Linked DNA regions of Homo sapiens: region 1 is linked to region 2. Evidence: chromatin loops called from intact Hi-C (ENCODE). Cell type or tissue: PC-3. All regions are shown on one strand. Each heading gives the region's core, and the rest is flanking DNA. Links, peaks and the distances in the headings are about the cores only.

Region 1 (2,823 bases), core at 87-2,586, 120 kb before region 2:
TTCTTATATAGCAGTAAAAAATAACAAGAAAACCACTTAATAGTAATCCAACACCAATCCCAATTGCAATGTATTTTTCATAAGAATCCACAGCATATGAAGTTAAAGTCAAGTGCTCACACCTTTCTCCAGTATAACCAGTAAAACACCTTTAAAAAAAGAAAAAAAGTTTAATTTTAAAACCTACGGTGGTAGAAATACAAATAACCTGTTTCAATAAATTTAAAAAAATAAATGGAAATAAGGAATTTAAATTAAAGAGGCAAATACCAAATGAAAGCCAATCTGTTACGGGCAATGAAGCAGCTATGAATTTTCCAATAATCATTAAGGCCCCATATTTTCCCTTCATTAGTAGAGGGAAAAGGTAGTATGCTTGCATAATTTACTCTAGAAAAATCATTAGCCTATTCTTCCATAGGCGAATACTGAGCAAATCATGATCATAAAAATAGTATCTTAGTTGCTCTAGAACTTCATATTCCTGTAATGTTTTTGCCTTAGTTTGCTTCATTTCATCCTGAAAACAACCCCAAAACTTAAAATCACCTTTGCATGTTGTTAAAAATGCAGATTCTGATTCAATAGTTCTGGGGTAGAGCATAGATCCTGCATTTCTAACAAGCACCCAGGTTCAAGAGATGCTGCTAATCTGGGAACCATGTTTTTAATTAATGAGAATTAAATAGTTTGGACAAAAGACTCCTTAGATATTCAAATATGTAGAGGCCTGTCAAGTCATGTTCAGATTATGCACCCTTTTAAACTAAAGAGAGAAAAGTGTGGAAATGTACTATATGAAACAACAGAGACATAAACTCATCTCCTGTCTCTAGGACTTGGATATTTCTTTGCATTTACCTGCAGATGGCTTTCTCTAGCTCATGGTGGAATGCACAAGCACCGTTGATGCAGTAACTGTTATGATCTTCCAGGCAAAGGTGTGAGAACTTCAAGGCTATGGGTCCTTCTATGTTGTCAGCTAGGAAAAGGAGATACAATGTTAGCAAATGAAATGTGTCTTACTTTTATGGTAAATTTTTAATACATATGTAAATAAATTTTTAATTTTAAGGATATTTGGGGGTGGTGCTGTGTCCTTTAAACTATTGATTCTCTTAGCAGGTTGTATTCACAAGGGCTGGGTTAATATCATCTAGACATATGACATATTATTAATTAATTAGGGGATGGAGGTGGATTGATGATTGTTTCACTTTTTAGAAGCAATGCAGTAAGACAGAAAAGGCAACAAATTCACCAAAAGGTGGCAGCATTGGTTCTAGTCTTAGCAGGTTATTTTGAGCGATGCTTCCCAGACTTGTGTCTGAATACTAATTAACATAGAAGATCTCACATAATATTTCGATTTTCTTCCTTTACACCTGAGAAGTCAGCACTTGCGAAGATTTGAATTTACACTTGTGAGATAATAAACAAGATTCTTATTCCTGATTCTCTCTGATGTACAAAAGACAGACCTATGCCATTCTTGGTGTTTATGCAGTGGGAGTGACCCTTAGGTAAAATTGCCTAATTGAGTCCTTTGGGGCATACTTTATTGATTCTTAAATGTTTCTCAAACAGAATTAATGGGATTTTACTTGTCATTTTTATAAATAAACATATTTCCTCATCATTATGATAAAGGTATACCATATTTGCCTTGCTAAGATTAAGAGAATCTTACTTGTTTGTAGGGAAAAAACAGTTTTAAAAGGCATTCTTTTTTATATTAAAAATGCTAAATCTTTAGATGTTAAGATTACAAACAAAATACTATGTTGTATTACTTTATTTTGGTGAGAACACACATTATCTTCTAATTCACGTTCATTTTGTTGAATAGGATGAATATAATTTATCATTTTAATAATTAATTCTCAGGCAGTGAGAATTTTCCATTATAAACTGTGCTGGGTGCTTTCTATTTCAAGACTAAACAAGTTCGATTAACTAAGCCTGAAACTAGATTTGGTAGAAAAATGTGAGAATTAAGCCATTTCTAAAGAAAAGTTATACCAGAGAGACTCATCTTTCCCCTAAGAATGAGAATGATCATAACTTTATAAAAATTTTTCTAAGATACTAGATTGATATTTTTAAGTTAGATAAAAAACAAAAGGAAAAATTAAAGTTCTCCATCAAGAAAGCAAAGGAAAAATACAGAAATGATATACAGTTGTACCTCTGTATTCATAGGTTCCACATCTGTGGATTCAACCAACCTCATAGGGAAAATATTTGAAAAAAAAGCATCTGTACATAACATGTACTGACTTTTCTTGTCATTATTCCCTAAACAATGCAGTATAACAACTATTTGCATAGCGTTTACAATGTTTTAGGCATAACTAATCAAGGGATGATTTAAAGTACATGGGTGTGTGTCTATAGGTTATATGCAAATATTTCACTATTTTATATAAGGGATTTGAGCATCTGTGGATTTTGGTACCCTCTGGGCAGGAGGAGGAGGTCTTGGAACCAATGTTCAACCAATAACGGAGGATGACTGTATTGGATTCCTTTTTACCATTATTATTACTTGTAACTCAAAATATTTTATTTGCTGTTCACCATTAAGGAAGAAAAAAAAATTTAGTACTGAGCATGCTATTACGAAGTCAGTCATTGAGAGAAAACTATGCTTCTTTAATTTTCTGCAGTATATTATCTTCTTTTTTTTTTTTTTTTTTTTTTTTGAGACGGACTCTCACTCTGTCACCCCGGCTGGAGTGCAATGGCCCCATCTCAGCTCACTGCAGCCTCCACCTCCTGGGTTCAAGCAATTCTCCTTCATCAGCCTCCTGAGTAGCTGGG
Region 2 (2,823 bases), core at 8-2,507:
TAAGTGAGGCAAACAGACAAAATTCTTGCCTCTGGAATTTATATTTTAATGGAATAAATGTCTGCCTACTCAAACTACCTATAGTCTCTCAATGATTTATTTTCTAAGAGTAAATAAGAGATACTTTTGGAAACTGTGTTCACTGTTCTCAAGCCAATAAATATTTAAGTTACACCCTCTGGGATCTACATCAAGATTTCAAGACAGCAAATACTTATCAGATGCCTACCACTTTCCCAATATTATTTAAGAGTTGTTTCAACATCAAGGGACAAGGGGACAGAAAAGGAATGGGAACACACTCTAACCTCGCTGAGCTACTCCACCCCAAATTCTGAGAACACAGTGGAGCTTGGAGGTAGACTGGAAGGAGTTCTCTAGGCCGGAAAAAGGTGGGTCTGGTTCTCCACCCTTCTGAGCCTCTCCTACAGCCACGAAAACTGCCCCAGGATGTCCTCAGGCAGGCTTACTTCATAGGATGTAAAAAAATAAAAAATAAAAATTAATGAAGTTGGAACCTACACATCACGCAAAGGTTGCTAACCTTTACCCTATATAATTATCTTAAGTGACCTGAAGAGTATATGGAGATCCTAAAATTACCTTGTTCTTGTAAGCAATGTTAAGGACACCTTGGTTTATTGAGCCCTTGGTAACTTCTGTCAAATATACAGTACTGTCCTTGAAATAGTGTATTCTATAGAAGAAAACACTTAGATTAGTGAACAGGCCAATTCTAATAAGCTTCTTTTAAACACACAAGGAGAAAGAAAAGATGTTTTTTTGGGAATCTTGCTTGCAAACTTTTCAAGGACAATGATTTATTCTCAAATTGCTTTCTGACTATTTGGTCAGTACCCTGACTAAAAGGTACCTTTTCCCCGGGTACCTAGTACAGAGTTACATAAATTCTAGGTAAATATTCGTTGACCTGGTAAATGAATGATGAGGGTCAGAAAACTATCATATAACTAGATATTTTAAAATACTTTCCACAGAGAAATATCCATCTTCCATAGGGCCTTTTGATTTTGGTAAATGCTTTGTCATCATTTCAAGCTGAATACACTCAAAAACAGATGAGGATATAATGGTAAAGAAAAAAATAAAAAAGTAACTTGTTCAAAAAATTCATGATTTTGAAGATATTGTGAAAAGCAAATCATCTCAAGTTAGATGATATAACAAATTTTTGATAATAACTGTTCAAAAAGATGTAATTCTATAGATTTGAGCCACTAAAAATCTCTGGGCATGGTTTCCACATGAATATGAATGAGAGAGAGAGACATAAGTGGCTATAGACACCAACCAATCCCACTGCTATGTAAATTATATCTCAGTGATTTACTCACCTTCCAGTGTAAACCATTAATCTTTAAAAAAAAAAAAAAAAAAAAAAAAAGGAAGAAAAACACTGCTTGCTCAATGCTGCCATCATGTGGTTAACATACTTTACATGCAAGAGAGTGGTCTTCACTTTTCTTCCCCTTGCTCATAAGCTCTTTGATATAAACCTCCCTCTGAGAAAGTTTTTCTTTTTAAGTTGGATAAATAATATTGTGTGAGGATGGCTTTGCTTCTATGTGACTAAACAAATAATGTCAAAAAGAATTTGAAACAAAATATTGGGTATTTTTTCTTTGAATGAACTTCAAGTGCAGAAATTGGATTAATCATAATTCATGGGCTTGTGACACAACCTCAATATTGGTCCAAACACAATGCAATTTAAATTAGTTTTTCATAATAAATTAGGCATATGCAAATCTACTACCCCAAACAAAAGTTATCGCCTTGATCTATATTTAACCTTAATCTATATTTAACCTTATAGTCTACCCAATTAGTCCATTCTCCGTCCTGCTCCAAACAGATGTAAATTTCATCCTGAGTCCTGTGCCTGTCATTCTTTTGAGTCCTTTACTATATAGTTTTATTGTATTTTTTCTATTTCTAGTAGATTTGCATTTTTGATAAACAGCTTTATTGAAGAATATTTGAATATAATAGACGGCATACATTTAGAGAGTACAATTTGATAGGTTTTGATATATATATACCCATATATATACATATGTATACACATATATATATACCCATATATATATACATATGTATACACATATATATATACCCATATATATATACATATGTATACACATATATATATACCCATATATATACATATGCATACACATATATATATATACCTATAAAACCAGAATCCTAGTCAAGATAATGAACATATTTACCATTCTGAAAACTTTCCTCCTACTCTCTTCATAATCCTTTCCTCTCTTTCCTATCCCCTCAGCTCCAACTATCTATAAACATTTGTTATGGACTGAATTATGTCCCCCCGAAATTCATATATTAAAGCTGTAACACTTAATGTGATTGTATTTAGAGATAGGACTTCTGAGGCCAATTAGATTTAGATGAGTTCATGAGGGTAGGGCCCTTGTGATATGATTTAGTGTCCTTATAAGAAGAGAAACCAGAAAACTTGCTTTCTTCATCATGTGAGGACACAATGAGAAGGCTCTGTCTGCAAGCTAGGAAGAAACTTCTCACTAGAACCCAACCATGCTGGCACCGTGATTGCACACTTTCAGCCTCCAGACTGTGAGAAAATACATTTCTGCTGTTTAAGCCTCTCATTCCATGGTATTTTCTTATGATAGATGAAGCAGACTAATACACCACGGATATGCTGTCAATTCATTAGTTTTCATTTCATATAATTTTATTTAAATGAAATCACAGAGTATATACTCTTGTCTAGATACTTTCACTCAGCATAATTACTTTGAGATTAAT

The links. Peaks named below come from ENCODE experiments on the same cell type or tissue, not always from the same donor. Only the 100,000 strongest peaks of a DNase experiment are listed, where the experiment ranks them.
Region 1: it touches region 2 in a loop (12-fold over the local background); 78 of 110 quality-filtered maps call a loop at or near these places.

The regions. Positions count from the first base shown.
Region 1 is chr4:74,310,344-74,313,166 of GRCh38, reverse strand. EPGN (epithelial mitogen) reads right to left here. Exons shown (of 5, transcript NM_001270989.2): 3 at 862-982; 4 at 1-149. All of the region lies in intron 2 of LOC105377276 (a long non-coding RNA gene), which reads left to right. Among named protein-coding and RNA genes, the nearest start is that of EPGN, 3.3 kb to the right of the region's middle. In PC-3, for the core only: a CTCF peak has its summit at 1,284 (motif pointing right); a DNase peak (open chromatin) is centred at 1,286; H3K4me3 peaks cover 1,273 bases; H3K27ac peaks cover 713 bases.
Region 2 is chr4:74,188,068-74,190,890 of GRCh38, reverse strand. The region is part of intron 3 of MTHFD2L (methylenetetrahydrofolate dehydrogenase (NADP+ dependent) 2 like); the gene reads right to left. Among named protein-coding and RNA genes, the nearest start is that of MTHFD2L, 31 kb to the right of the region's middle. In PC-3, for the core only: CTCF peaks have their summits at 1,251 and 1,450 (motif pointing left); a DNase peak (open chromatin) is centred at 1,430; H3K27ac peaks cover 1,291 bases.